2 separate regions of the Homo sapiens genome follow, and region 2 is linked to region 1. The links are chromatin loops, found by intact Hi-C in ENCODE. Cell type or tissue: heart right ventricle. All regions are shown on one strand.

The links. Peaks named below come from ENCODE experiments on the same cell type or tissue, not always from the same donor. Only the 100,000 strongest peaks of a DNase experiment are listed, where the experiment ranks them.
Region 2: a loop joins it to region 1, with 3 times the contacts of the local background. A loop is called at or near these places in 42 of 110 quality-filtered maps.

The regions. Positions count from the first base shown.
Region 1 is chr1:43,060,538-43,068,537 of GRCh38, forward strand. No RefSeq gene overlaps it. Among named protein-coding and RNA genes, the nearest start is that of CFAP144, 83 kb to the right of the region's middle. RefSeq lists a silencer at 7,735-7,834. In heart right ventricle, no CTCF peak of the experiment used is centred here; a DNase peak (open chromatin) is centred at 3,095; H3K4me3 peaks cover 688 bases.
Region 2 is chr1:42,580,398-42,588,397 of GRCh38, forward strand. CCDC30 (coiled-coil domain containing 30) reads left to right here. Exons shown (of 21, transcript NM_001395517.1): 13 at 963-1,117. All of the region lies in intron 1 of LOC124904162 (a long non-coding RNA gene), which reads right to left. Among named protein-coding and RNA genes, the nearest start is that of PPIH, 74 kb to the right of the region's middle. In heart right ventricle, no CTCF peak of the experiment used is centred here; no DNase peak of the experiment used is centred here.

The sequences.
Region 1 (8,000 bases):
CTCACAGGCTAGGGAAATAGACAATTTAGGACAGGGTTGGGACACAAAGGAGTCAGTGATCAATTCTACTGGTGGGGCGGGGGAGGGCTTCCCAAGGGCAGAGCCACCTGAGCAGAGCTTTAAAAGGTGAATAAGGCCGGGCACGGTGGCTCACGCCTGTAATCCCAGCACTTTGGGAGGCTGAGATGGGCGGATCACCTGAGGTCAGGAGTTCGAGACCAGCCTTACCAACATGAAGAAACCCCGTCTGTACTAAAAATACAAAAAAATTAGCCAGGCATGGTGGCACATGCCTGTAATCTCAGCTGCTCGGGAGGCTGAGGCAGGAGAATCGCTTGAACCCAGGAAGGCAGGAGAATCGCTTGAACCCGGGAGGCAGAGGTTGCGGTGTGCCAAGATTGTGCCATTGCACTCCAGCCTGGGCAACAAAAGCAAAACTCAGTCTCCAAAAAAAAAAAAGGGCTGGGGGCGGTGGCTCACATCTGTAATCCCAGCACTTTGGGAGGTCGAGGCGGGCAGATCGCAAGGTCAGGATATCGAGACCATTCTGGCTAACAAGGTGAAACCCCGTCTCTACTAAAAATACAAAAATTAGCTGGTCGTGGTGGCGGGTGCCTGTAGTCCCAGCTACTCGGGAGGCTGAGGCAGGAGAAAGGCGTGAACCCGGGAGGTGGAGCTTGCAGTGAGCCGAGATCGCGTCACTGCACTGCAGACTGGGCAACAGAGCAAGACTCCTTCTCGAAAAGAAAAAAAAAAAAGGTGAATAAGAGCTCACTAGGTGTATAGCAGGGAGGAGGAAATGGGAAGAGGTGCTCCAAGTAGAGGGAGCAGTATATGAAAAGGGTTGGAAGCATGTAGCAGCTTAGCATGTCTAGGAAATTGAATGATTTTGTTGTGGCTGAGGCAAATGGTATGAAAAGGAAGGGCAAGAGAAAGCAGCTGGCATTTATTGAGTGCGCCAGATGCTGTTCTCAGTGATTAAGTACTGAATTTCTTTTAAGCCACACAACAACCCTAGGCATTGTGAAAAGAAATTAAATTTTGGGACCCCAGATGCATTTAGTCGAAGGGAAAAGTCAAGCTGGGAACTGGATCATGCAAACCTGCCTCCCACTTTTAGTTCCTAAGTAAGATGGCTGGCCAGGCACAGTGGCTCAAGCCTGTAATCCCAGCACTTTGGGAGGCCGAGGTGGGCAGATCACCTAAAGTCAGGAGTTCGAGACCAGCCTGGCCAACATGGTGAAACTCTGTCTCTACTAAAAACACAAAAATTAGCCGGGTGTGGCTGCAGGCGCCTGTAATCCCAGCTACCAGATGAAAAGGTACCCATATTTTGCCCACAAGGAAATTCCTAGTGAGCTGTTAAAACTTCACAATGGCAATGCATATTGGTAGCTTATCTTTACAAGGCAGTCACCCCAGCCCACCAGACGTAAATGCATATCTGATTGTTCCCCTACCCCATTGTGTCTGTGTTATCTTATGTAAAATGCAGATTCCTCCCATTTTTCCTCTGCCCCTTTGTTTATGTCATCTTACCTAAAAAAGATGCAGATTCACTTACAGGAAAACTGTGTACTTCTCAATATCCCACCCTTTCCCCTTTAAATTGGGAGCCCTGAAAATCATCTTTGAAGAAAGGCGTAAAGCTGTCTCCCAGGTGTGTCCTTAACTTTGGCTAATCAATCTCCTAAAATGATTGAGACTCGACTCGTTATTTTCCTCAATTGACAGAGTGTACTATTATCATTCCCATTCTACAGGAAAGGAAACAGAGGGCCAGAGAAGTTAGTAACTTGCTTACAGTCACGTAGCTTATAAATGAGGTACCCAAAACTGCATCAGGCTGCCTGGGTTCCTAATCACAATGCTATGACCTCCAAAAGATGACGAAGGTGAGGAGGTCAGAGGTGAGGCTGCAGAAGACCTTAAATGCCAGTTGAGGGGCAAGGAAGAAGGCAACAGGAGGCCCTGAATCAGAGCCTGAGTGCCATTGAGCTGAGTGAGTGTGAGTGACCACAAGTGTGCATGAGGGTGCACATGCTACAAGCGCGGTGTATGGGTGAGTGCGTGGGTGTGCTTGGATGCGTGCATGTGCTTGGATGCATGTGAGTGTGCCGCGGTGCACATGTCTGTGCCACAATGTAGGACACACGTGTCTTTGTGAGACTAGGCGAGTGTGCATGTGTATGAAAAAATCTGCGGTTGTGCACGGGTCTGAGCATGTGTCTTTGTGGGTGTGAGTGTGGGCCTTGGTCTTCCTGCCACCTTGGGGCCCCATGGAAGCTGTCAGAGCCCATCAGCCTGGCCTGGTGTGAGAGGCCTGGTCTTGGCCTCAGATGCTAGATGGGCATACATCAAACGCAGCCTGAGCCTGGGACCAGTGGGGTAGAATAATTTAATGAGAATCCAGAAGGGAGGCTGCAGCTGGTGGGGAGTGGGAAGGGGGGCCCATTTCTGCCCAGTGCAGCTTCCGGGTTCCAGAGCCCAGCATCTGGGGTCTGTGTGTGTTCTGGGAAGGGAAGATGGCTGTGTTGGGTGCCTGGCCATGACCCCCTCCTGCTCCATGCAATGGCAGAACTGCATCTAATCTGGGTATGCCAGGACACCAACTAGTCCTGGTGTTGTGCCTCCTGCCTGGACACCAACCTAGTCCCCAGGTGTCCCATGAGACTTCAGGGGAACCAGGACACAAAGTCCAGCATTTTCATCTCTAAAGCTGTTCTGACATTTCCATGAGATGGAACACATAGAAAATCACTTCTAGACCAACTAGTCCAACCCCCTTGCCTTACAGAACGGAAACCGAGACTCAGAAAGGGGCAGGGAATTGCCTAAGGTCACCCAGCAAAATTGAGTTTGGACCAGGCTTAGAACCAAGAAATTCTCAGTTGGCATCCAGCGACATTTTCACACTTTTAGACCAAGATCAACAACACATATAAACATTAGCAAAATGCAAGGTTGTTTATTTGATGGCCTCTGCCTCTATGGCCTGGCCACTCCTTTCCTCCCAGGCTGCCCACCTCTGCAGAATGGAGGCCGCTTCCCCAGTGCCCACAGCCAGAGGTGCTTTGTGAGGAAGGCCAGGGACAGGGCTGACAGAGCACTCTTTATTCTCCCCTTGGATGGAAGTGTGTGTGTGTGTGTGTGTGTGTGCGCGCATGTAGGGGGGTTGCCCTTTTGTGCTGGCCTTAGGTCAGAGAGAGAAATGTGAGGGGACCCAATTTAGTCAGTTTTTCTATCTAAGATGTGGGTAGAAAAAGGAGGGATTTTGCTCCGGAGTAGGAGAAGGGGTGAAAATGACGTGCCCTGGCCAGGACACAGTTGTGATAGGGCAAATCAAAACTTTGTCCTTGTCCTTAGTATCTTGGGCAACACACACACTGTCCTGTCATGTCCAACAGTCACAGTGTGAAAGATTTTTTCTGGGAGGTTCCCATGACAACTGTCGATTCATGGCAAGAACCTTCCACAGGTCTTAGGCCACCTACAGAGCTGGGCTCGGACTCCTCAGCTCCACCTGCAAGTCTTCTCCAGATTCTAGGATCTAGATTCCGGAGTCCAGAACCTGGGGCGCAATTCAAGGTCTATTGCTGAACCTAGTCCACAATTCAGGTTCTGTTTTTTTTCTGGTTGCCACAGGATTGAAAGATTTTGTTGTTGGTGGTGGTGGTGGTGGTGAGGCAGGGTCTCACTCTATTCTGGAGTGCAGTGGTGTGATCAGATCATAGCTCATTGCAGGCTCAAAGTCCTGGACTCAAGGGATCCTGTCACGTTAGCCTTCTGAATAGCTGAGACCACAAGCACGTGCCACCACACCAGGCTAATTTTTATTTTATATTTTTAGTAGAGATGAGGTCTTGCTATGTTGCCCAGGCTGGTCTTGAACTCCTGGGCTCAAGTGATCCTCCTTCCTTGGCCTCCCACAGTACTGGGATTATAAGTGACAAATACTCTTAATGTAAAAGCTTTCGACAGGGCACGGACTCTCCTGTTAGAAACAAACATCACTACTCCCTATTAACCTATGCCCTCCATTTTTACTCATCTATATTACCTTCCTGGCACCTGAAAGCACTTAAATTTAGGACCCTTGAGCCTGAGCTCCTTGAGGGACCAGGTCCTTGTTACATGCCATCATCTAGCACACAGCAGATTCTTGGTAAATGTTTACTGAGTGCTTGACTCTAATTGGCCTCATCTTCTATACCTTCACCCTACCCTCTACTTCAGTTCACACTTAAGCTGTTCTCTGAAACATTTTTCTCTCTGCCTCAAAAGCTTTTTGGTGAACCCCTACTCACCCCTCAAGAAACTGCTTAAGTGGCCTCACCTCTGGTCCAACTTGTCTGCTTCCTGCCCAGCGTTCATCTATTAGAAGATGTTGACAACTATCCTTCCTCATAGACTAGGTTTTGAGATTAGTTGTATTTGAAATGTGCATAGCGTTCCAGTCACCAAGAAAGACTTAGTTGGCTTAACTGGCCCATCTCAAAGTGTCCTGCAGAAGCCTGAGTTAGCCAGCTCACCAACCTTGGTAAACCCCATTAGCAGCTCTGAGTCTCTGCCCCCAAATCCTGATGCCTCGATCCTCATCTTCACTTGGGTCTAGGAAGAGGCCTCGTGACTCAGGGTCTGGCCCATGGAGGGAGGAGCGTCCCCAAAAGGGCTCCAGGCAGAAGACAAATATTAGTGAACAAGCTGGGACCAGCCCTGCTGCCAGCCTGGCCCAGACACCCTTGGCCCATGACTTACTTGGCACTTGCTGGGGCTACCTGCTGGGCTTGGCCAAGATGATGTGGGACCGGTTGCCTGGGCCTGTGGGGAGCTGCTGGCAGAATACACTCCCCAGGGCTACAGACGTCAAGGGCAGGGCATACCCACGCAATGCTTCACTGGTTCCAGGGCACCCCCTCTTAAAGGCTCAGTGTGTACTCCTACCCCAGGGTCCAGCCTTGACTGTGCAGGGCCCCGATCAGGGTCAGCTTATCTCTTCTGCATCAAGAGGGTGGGTACATGTGAGAGTGGGAGTGAGGGAACATGGGTTATGTGTTGCGTGTGTGAATAGATCTGTGAGCATGAGGATTGTGTGAGAACGAGTGTATGTGCATGTGGATGGCGTGTGACTCTATGTCCATGTATATATGTATGTGTGTGAAGGGTAAATGTCTGTGGGTATGCTCAGGTGTGTATGTGTATGTTAATATGTATGCTCATGGGTTTGTGCATGAGACTCTATGAGTAAACTATGTGGTTTGTGGATGTGTATACATGTGACTCCATGTGACAACAGAGACGTGAATGTCATCTTGGTTCTGCCGTTTCATAACTGTTGAAAACTTCAACAAATCCCTTCCCCTTTCTTTTTTCATAAAATAGAATGAACAGGACAAGGCAAGATGACTTTTTTTTTTTTTTTTGAGATGGAGTCTCGTTCTTATTGCCCAGGCTGGAGTGCAGTGGCGCTATCTCGGCTCACTGCAACCTCCACCTCCTGGGTTCAAGTTATTCTTCTGCCTCAGCCTCCTGAGTAGCTGGGATTACAGGCACCTGCCACCATGCCCAGCTAATTTTGTACTTTTTAGTACTGGGATTACAGGTGTGAGCCACCGCGCCCAGCCAAGATGATCTTTTAAGTCCCCTTCCAGCTTTGATATGCAACAACTGGTTTAGGGGTTGTGTACAAGTGTGTGAAGGCTCTGCGTGCACCTGTGCGTGTGTGTGTGTGAGAGCAGCAGAGTGGTATTGTGCAAGGGGCATGGCTCGGAATTCTGATTCCATATTTATCAGCTGTATGGTCTCAGATTAGGCCCTTCCCCTTTCTAAGCCTCAGTTTCCTCCTCTGCCGATAGGGCTAATGATTCCTATAAGGCTGCTTTGAGGGCTAAGAAATATTGTTTGTAAAGCGCCTAGCCCAGAATCTGGCTCAGCTCCCTCTCTGAGATGTGTGTGTGTGTGTGTGTGTGTGTGTGTGTGCACGCATATGTGTGTTCCCCACATGCACACATGTGGGTACTCATGTGCACATGCTCCACTGTGCCGGTTGGTCCAGAGTACAGGGTAAGTGCTCTAGATCACTCCTGCCTTCCGCAGTTTCTGACTTCTGTCTGCTGGGAACACAGCCACCCAGGAGAGACTGCCTTGGGTAGACAGTCTCTCAACTACCTGTCTGGACCCACGTGGTCCTGAGGCCTCCCTGCTGCTCCAGACTGGCCGTCACATGGGTGCAGTGGCCTGGAAAGCAGGATTGGGGTGGGCAGGAGACAGGCTCCCAAATCCGATTAGGGCCCACCCGCCATCCGGTGTGTTAGAGACTAAAGAGATTCTTCTTCTTAAAGGGTCAACTGCAAGTCTGGGATGGTGGCTGAGCTGATCTTGGGACCCCAGGCCCTTCTAGAACGAAGTCTCAGCGTGGGAGCCAGGAGCAGACAGGGTCTCGACCTCAGAGAGCTTCCAGCCTGATGGAGAGAGCCGGAAGAGTCAGGCTGGCTCTGTGGCTGCCCGTGGTCTTGGGGCAGGAGGGCTCCAACTATGGGCCTGGAAAAAGGAGGGGCAGAGGCTTGAGGGACTGGTAGAGACTGGGGAGAGAAGAAAGAGGCAGGGTGTTCTAGGCAGGAAGATCAGTATGGGCAAAGTGGGAAGGCTGGACTGAGTAACGTACATATGTGTGCACGAGTCTGTGTATACTAGCGAGAGCATGCCCTAGGGGCCTTGGAGAATATAAAATCCAACTTTTCATTTTATTGGTGAGGAAGCTGAGGCTAGAGAAGGGAAGGGACATGTCTCTGGTCAGAGTGAGGTCCTGACTGACTCCAGCTCCAGTCCAGGTTCTGCCTCCAATTCCTGGGTTCTAAAGACGGAGGTGTCAAGCTGAGCTGCCAAGTCCCTCCTTCTCCGGCTTTTTGCTGGTCCCACAGTGGTCTTGGTGATGCAGAGCAGGGGCTTAACAGTGATGTCTGCCTTCTGGCCAATGGGAGGGTCTGGGGCTGGGCACTCTATCCCTGTCCAGGAGTCCCAAACAAACCCGGAGTGGCTGCTTACACCTCGGCCTTATCCACAAGGCATGTCCCAAGCCCAGACTCTGGACACCCAGAGAAGAACCCAGCACTGAACACCAGGCCGAATGGGCTCCAACACCCACGCTAGAGAAAGCCCCAACCACCTGACCCAGAGAGAACTTACAACTGGGCTCTGAACACAGAGAAAAGGTCCCAGCACCTGACCCAGACGCATCTACACAGGCTGAGTTTCCATTACAAACTCAGTACTGGATCACTACAACGCCATCCAGAAACTCCCGTAAAGAACCGAACATCCAAATGCGAGCACCCAGAGAGGGTCCCAGCACCCAAACCCTGAACACTAAGAGGAGATCCCAACACCCGAACCGGGTCCATTTGGATCTGCTTCCAACCCAGACCCAGAACATCCCGATTAGATGCCTACAATTGACTCAGATCTGGAGCCCACACCGGGAATGGACTCACCCAGTCCTCCCTCCTCCCCATCCAGCCTCGGTGAGGCTCATCCTGAGAGGTCTTCCAAGTTCGAAGACTTTTTCTGCCGATATGTGTGACCATCGATCGGGATGACTGCGACTGGGGAAGGGAGCAGGAGGCCAGGCCTGTTCCCTTTGGGGGAAAGGGGAGGGGATCCAGTTTGCAGGGCTAGGGTGGGAGCGGGCAGGCGGGGTGTGCGCCCCGGCCGCTTCCAGTCGGCGCGGGAGCTGGGACGGAAGCTGTGCGCCCTCGGAGCCCCTGCAGTCCCCTCACCGGGCGCTCCCAAACAGCCCGCGGGGCGCTGGGCGCGGGGCCAGGAAATCCGGCGCCGGCCCTTGAAGCGCACCCGGGCCGGGAGGGGGCGGCGGGGGCGGCGGGGGCGGGCTGGGCGCTGGCACCACGACCGCCCGCTGAGCAACGTGACTGCGCGGGCTCGGGTCCCCACCAGGACAAGGCGGCCTCTGTGCCGACCCAGCTGATTCCTCTCGGGCTGCAAAT
Region 2 (8,000 bases), 480 kb before region 1:
TTCACTGAATATTTGTGGGGAATGTGATGCCAAGCCATTGTAAAAGATTCCTTGTTGGGTCAGAAATATATTAGAGGGATAATAGCTACCCTGCCGAAATCTATTCATTCAATAAATATTTATTGAGCACCTACTATGTACGAGGCACAATTTAAGGTGACACAAGAGTTTATAAAAATAAGTAAACAAGTGTAAAGGAAATTTATCTTTAAAAAATGTGGGGGTTTTTTGCTGCTACATGAAAAAGGCAAGAAAAAAATGTTTTTAAATGACACTTTAAATCTGTCATATAAACTCTAAAATATAACAGTCTCTCTTTCAAATTTGTAAATCATATTTTTAGTTCTCCCAGAGCATTAAAAAACCTATTATTGATGCTAAGCAATATGCTAATAGGTGCTTGGTTTATAAGAGACTTCTATTTTGTTTTGCAGTGTTATTCATGAATCTAGCCACACTGTGGAGAAACTAGGTGCACTCACAATGCTGTTGGGAGTATAAATTGGTCTAATACCTGTGGAGGCAGTTTGGCATTATCTATCAAACAAACAAATACTCAGCTTCCTGAGTAGCTGGGACTACAGGTACTCACCACCACGCCCGGCTAATTTTTGTATTTTTTTGTAAATATGGGGTTTTACCATGTTGCCCAGGCTGGTCTCGAACTCCTGAGGCTCAAGCGATTCACCCAGCTCAGCCTCCCACAGTTCTGGGATTACAGGCGTGAGCCAGCATGTCTGGCCTGTAGCTTCTTTTATATACACACATTGAATTATATGAATGCATTACATACTGCAAAAATTAAACAATTTATTTTAAAATTAAATCTAGCTACTCTTTTTACTTCAGGTCAGATTAATATGTTAGCACTGCTATGTTTGCTATTTATATGTTATTCCCCTAATTTGAAAAAAGGTCACACTCTTCTTAATGCTTTACTTGTAAATGTTTTTTCATTCAAGATTTTGGACCTGCAGCGGAAATTAGAACATGCTCATAAAGTCTGTCTCACAGACACTTGTATTTCAGAGAAGCAGCAGCTAGAGGAAAAGATAAAAGAAGCAACACAAAATGAAGCTAAAGTAAAGCAACAATATCAAGAAGAACAACAGAAGAGGTAAGAGGAGCAGAGATCTCAGTTTCCTGTGGGTTTAGCCATGACTGAGTTAATCAGCAATATCAATTTTTTCTAACAGAATATCAGAGAGTATTTCTGCTCTGTCCCCACTGAAGTAAACTCAGCCACACACAATTCCTGATGTATTGCACTTACCACACTGTATTCTAATTGTTTATTTTCTAGTTTACCTCTGGCGCTAGAGTGTGAGATTTTTAAAGGCAGAGATTATTTCTTCTGGTTCTGGGGCACACCTAGTGGTAACAGTAAATATTCTTGACTGACTTGCCTATGAAATACTATGGAATTTGCTCTGACATGTAGTCTGACAAAATTCAAACTACAATGAAGTTGATATTCTGTACGAGGGGACTTCAGAGAGTTTGTGGAAAAATTGAATTGAAAGATAAAATAAAAAATATATTGGCCAGGTGCAGTGGCTCACACCTGTAATCCCAGCACTCCGGGATGCCGAGGTAGGAGGATCACTTGAGCCTAGGAGTTTGAGACCAGCCTGGGCAGCATAGTGAGTCTTTGTCTATACCAAAAAAAAAAAAAAAAAAAAATGATCCAGGCATGACAGTGGACTCCTTTAGTCCCAGCTACTCAGGAGGCTGAGGTAGGAGGATCACTTGAGCCCAGGAGTTTGAGGCTGCAGTAAGCCATGATTGAAACACTGCACTCTGGACTGGGTGGCAGAATGAGACCCTGTCTCAAAAAACAACTTTATTTCTCAACATAAGCTCCATCAAGGTCAAGGCACTTTTGTAAGTGATGAAGCACACCATTTAGTCCATCCCTAGAGAACTGAGTGAGAATCCTGGGAGTTTAACCATATCATTGCAGTCTTTTGCACATTATTAACCAAAGAGAAATGGGTGCCCTTTAAATATTTTTTAAGATTGGGAAACAAAAAGAAATCAGAAGGAGCCAAATCAGGACTGTAAGGTGGATGCCTAATAATTCCCCATCAAAACTCTTGGAAAATTGCCCTTGTTTGATAAGGGGAATGAGCAGGAGCATTGTCATGGTAGAGAAGGAATCTGGTGAAGCTTTCCCAGGGATTTTTTAAAATAAAGCTTTGGCTACCTTTCTCAAAACACTCTCATAATAAACAGGTTATCATTTGGCTTTCTAGAAAGTCAATAAGCAAAATCCTTTGAGCATCACAAAAAACTGTTGGCATGACCTCTGCTCTTGACTGGTCCACTTTTGCTGTGACTGGGCCACTTCCTCCTCCTCTTGGTAGCCATTTCTTTGATTATGCTTTGTCTTCAGTATCATATTGGTAAAGCCATGTTTCTTCTCCTGTTACAATTCTTCAAAGAAGTGCTTCAGGATCTTCCTCCCACTTGTGTAAAATTCCTATTGAAAGCTTTGCTCCTGTCTGTAGCTAATCTGAATGCAACAGTTTTGGCACCCATCAAGTGGAAAGTTTGCTAAACTTTAATTTCTCTGTCAGAATTGTGGTAAGCTGAATCAATTGAGATGTCTATGATATTGGCTATTGTTTCTGCTGCTAATTATCAGTCTTCAATTAGGGCACAAAAAAATTATTTTTTTTCTTTGTAAATTGGTGTGGATGGTCTGCCACTGTGGCCCTCATCTTCAACATCATCTCATCCCTTCTTAAAATGACTTATCCATTAGTAAACTGCTGATTTCTTTGGGCTGTTGTCTCTTTAAACTTTTCATTAAAGCATCAATGACTTCAGCATTCTTCCACCTTAGTTTCACCATAAATTTGATGTTTGTTCTTGCTTAGTGTCCTTATGTCTAAAGTGGGAATTGTAATGCCAGTTCTATACATCTTTTGTGAAGATTTGCTAAGAAGAAATATGTATGCACTATTTAAACTAAGTGTAGGAAAATAAAATATATAGGGAAATTCTTCTACCGAAAGGGGACCCTATAGTGTATATTGTTTCATAATCTGGAAGAAAATAACCCTGATTTAAATAGTTAGATTGTAACCTACTTTTTCACTTAAAATATTACGATCTGTTTATCTGACATTACATTTTTTTCTAGAATATTATTTTAATGATATGTCACATTTTATTTAATAAATCCTTTATTGTTGAACATTTAGATTTTTCCCAGTTTCTTCTATTTCAGTGACATAATATATATCCTGACACATAATAAGCACTTCTACCAGGAAATAGAATCAGTAGGAATATATATTTAATAAAAGCCTTATTACAGGGACTTGGTCTTATGCAATTATGGGAACTGGTTATGCAGTCTGTATGGCGTCATCTTTGCATCTTATGCTAGAGCTTGAAGTCTGCAGGGCAAACAATCATGAAATGAAGTTGAATGTAAAGTGGAAGAGCAACAAGGTGAAAACCATGAAGATGGACTGGAAGCCATGTCAGTTCTTGCTGCCTCTAACCTTGATAAAGTGTAGGTATCCTACAGGAAAAACTGGCACCCTTCATCAAGGAGCTAAATAGACATCTGGCCCAGGAGATGGAAAAGGTGAAGGAGGATTCAAGGGAAGGTGGAGCAGTTGTAGGCCTGGCTGTTGCGTCATGCCAAGGTGAGCAGCAGATATCTAGCAGTGTTTATAAACTATAAAAATGCCTGCTCCAACCTTCCACCTGGAAAAAACAAAATGTTTCAATTCTGTTCTCTAAATCTTACACAAATATTATCTCCTGTGGCCCACTATAACCAGAAACTTACACAGAAGGAATTCTGGGAAACTAGACAAGTCAAAATGTTACAAAGCTACTCTATTAAAAATATATTTGTTAAACTATAGTTAATTCTATTTAGTTTAAATTAGGCCTGGCACCAGTGGCTCACACCTGTAATCCCAGCATGTTAGGAGGCTGAGGCAGGCAGATCACTTGAGGTCAGAAGTTTGAGACCAGCCTGGCCAACATAGTGAAATCCCATCTTTACTTAAAAATACAAAAATTAGCCAAGCATGGTAGCAGACACATGTTAACCCCAGCTACTTGGGAGGCTGAGGCAAGAAAATTGCTTAAACCCAGGAGGCAGAGGTTGCAGTGAGCCAAGATGGCGCCACTGCACTCCAACGTGGGCAACAGGGCAGGCTAAACAGGCGAGACTCCATCTCAAAAAAAAGAAAGTTTCGCTGTTATTATAATATTGGATGTTATTGTTGTTACTATTGTTGTCATTATCATCATAATCTTCTCAGTAAGATGAAGAAAGTTCATTTGGCCAGAACAAAACGTTTAGAGACAAGGAAAGTGGCAAGAAAATGAGGCTAGAAAGGTAAGCTAGACCTAGGTCATGTAGAACTTAACAGACCACACTGAGTTTGAACCTGTTCATGAAGGTATTGGTCTGTGGTTTTCCTATCATATAATATCTGTATCTGGTTTTGGTATTAGGGTAATGTTTGTCTCAAAAAATTACTTAGGAAGTGTCCCCTCTCCTTCAATTTTTTTTGGAAGAGATTGCAGAGAATTGGTATCATTTCTTTCTTAAATGTTTGGTAGAATTCACCATGAAATCATCTGGGCCTAGTGCTTTATTTTTTGGAAGGTAATTAATTATTGATTCAATTTCTTTAACAGATATAGGCCAACTTAGATTATCTATTTCTCCTTGTGTGAGCTTTCGTAGTTTGTGTCTTTCAAAGAATCAGTCCATATAATGTAAGTTATCATATTTGTAGGCAGAATTGTTCATAATACTCCTTTATTATCCTTTTAATGTCCATGGAGTTAGTAGTGGTGGCCCTTCTTTCATTTTGATATTTAAAAATAAATGTTTTATTTGTCAAATAGAGATGAGTCTTTGCTGTGTTGCCCAGGCTGGTCTCAAGTTCCTGCATTCAAGTGATACTCCTGCCTCAGCCTCCCAAAGTGCTGGGATTATAGATGTGAGCCATTGTGCCTGGCCACATTTTTTATATTATTAATATTTGTCTTCTCTATTTATTAGTTAGCCTGGCTAGAGGTTTATCTATTTTATTCATCTTTTCAAAGAATGAACTTTTGATTTCATTGATTTTTCTCTATTGTTTTCTTGTTTTCAATCCCATTGATTAATACTCTCATTTTTACTATTTCTTTGCTTCTGCTTGCTTTAGGCTTATAATGTTCTTCTTTCTCTAGTTTCCTAAGGTGAAAGCTTAGATTACTGATTTTATATTTTTCTTCCTTTATAATATATGCATGTAATGCTACAAGTTTTCTGCTATGTTGTATCCTATAAATTTTGTAAGTTGTATTTCATTTTCATTTAGTTCAAAATATTTTTAATTTATTGAGACCTCCTTTTTGACTCATGTATTATTTAGAAGTGTGTTGTTTATCCCAAATATTTAGAATTTTCCATCTCTCTTTTTCTTACTGATTTATGGTTTCATAATATCAGTTTAAACAGTTGTATGACATTGTTACATAGATATATCATACTTTATGTAATACTTACATCTTTTAGACTTTTTTGCTATTATAAAACTGTAATAAATATCTCTATACATAAGACTTTGCAACTGCAATGAAGTATGATGAAGTGTGGTAAGTGTTATACTAAAGGAGGTTTAGGTTGCCATGATAGTACATAACACGGATATCTATGGAGTGAGGGAGCTTAAGAAAGACTTCCTCAAAGAAAGTGGTTTAAGTTGAGAATGAAGTAGTTGGTATCAAGAAGCTAAATAGACAATAGTATGGAGGACCACTTTGAGGAAGTGAAAAAGTTCATTGGCTGAAAGAAAATGAGGTTAGGGACAGTGGTGAGAAAATGAGATAAGGAGGTGACGTAGGCCTAGCTCATGCAGAACCTTAGATTTTGTTTGTTTGTTTGTTCGTTTGTTTAGAGTCAGGGATCTTGCTCTGTTGCCCAGGCTGGAATACAGTGGCACAATCATGACTCACTGCAGCCCTGAACTCCTGGGCTCAGATGATCCTCCTGCCTCCACCTACTGAGTAGCTAGGACTATAGGCATACCCAACATGCCCAGCTAATTAAAAAAAAAATTTAGAGACAGGATCTCCCTATGTTGCTCAGGTTGTTTTAGAACTCCTGGCCTCAGGTGATCCTCCAGCCTCAGACTCCCAAAGTGTTAGGAGGTGTGAGCCATAGTGCCACAGATCCTCATGAGCCATGGTGCCCAGCTCTTGTGAGCCACAGTGCCCATTTCTCATGCAGAATATATCAAGCCATGGTGAACAGTTTGGACTTTACCTTAAGAGTATGGGGTTCCTGAATCAAGGAACAGAAAAAATATATATATAAGAAAGAGTAATGGGGAGCCACTATAGGATTTTAAGCAGAGGAAGTTATATGATTAGTTTGCAATTTAGAAAGAACACTCTGACTACTAAAAGAGGCTCAGGCTGCAGAGAATGCAGGGAGTCTTATCAGTACACCAATTTCTTAATTTTATTCATTGGCAGACCTGGTTTGTTAGTCTTTTATTTTTCAAACTCTATATCAATTAACTTCTCGCATATTCTTGAGTTGCTCTTTTAATTTTGACTTCCGAATTTGCTTTTTTTCTTTTTGTAGAGATGGGGTCTCACTCTGTCACCCAGGCTGCAGTGCAGTAGTGCGATCACAGTTCACTGCAGCCTTGACCTCCCAGGCTCAAGCACTTCGCCCACCTCAGCCTCCTGAGTAGCTGGGACTACAGGCGCATGCCACCATGCCTAATTTTTAAAAAATTTTTTATACAGATGAGTTCTCACTATGTTGCCCAGGCTGCTCCTGAACTTTTGGGCTCAAGCGATCCTCCTACCTTGGCCTCCCAAAGTGCTAGGATTATAGGTGTGAGCCACCATGTCCAGCCAACTTCCTACTTTCCAATTCTAGTTTTCAGCTCTCAAATTTTACTGCCAATAACTCAAGTGTTTTTAGTTTCAGTGGATCAAAACTTCTCTTTTAGTTTCAAGGCTTATCTCTTAGTCTGGAAATTGAGAGTGGAACCAAAAAGAAGTAGGCCATAATAGCAGGTATACAGTGAATTAGATGAAGGAGAGATGAAAGAGAGGATATTGCTGTAGAAGTGGATGTGAATGGTAGAAAATTAGCTATAGCAGTCCTTGGAGAGTCTGCACTTACATCCAAGAAACATAAGGAGAAGAACGAGAGGTGGAGGGATGTGAGCCCATGTCTCAAATATAATTGTCCCCCAATAACCTGTTGATTTCTCAGAATACTGAAGTTAGAGAAAACAAACTTAATTGTCGAATGTCAGGATTTTACTGCCCTAGCATGCAGGTGAGACTTTTGCCCACCAGTACTATTTCATTATCATCATCACAGTCTTCAAGATGAATCTCCTAAGTCCAGAGAACCTTGGTCTGAAATCCTCAGAAAACTCTTTTCACAAACTTTATTCTATTACTGAAATACCAGGGGTTTGGTCTAGGTCCCATTGCTTAGTGCACAGAAAGCCAATTACTGAGACAATGAGTATTGCCAGGGAAAAAGGCTTTATTAGGGTGCCGCAGTTGAGGAGAATGGGAGATCAGTCTCAAATCTATCTCCCTGACCAACTAAAATTTGGGGGGTTATAGCAGGGAAGGAATGTAAAACAGGAATTAGTGAGGGGTAAGGAACCAATCATGAGGAATGAGGCATCTCATTTTCTGTATGCTACGATCTGGTGAATTTTAGTTTCTTGCCTGAGGGTCAGTCTCCTGAGGGAGGAACTCAGATATAAATTTCAAGTTTTAAGACTGGGAGGGTACATTTCTACATTTGTTTAAAAAACTGTAAGTGTAATTTCTGTGGGACAGTTGGGCTGGTTTCATGATGAGACTGAAAGAGTGCTAATGGCCCTTGTAGGGGTGGAGGGAAAATTTCCCCTCCCCTTCTGAAGGTTTTCTGAAAAGTCAACTGACAAAAGACAGATTAATAGGAGAAAAAGCAAACACAATTTTATTAA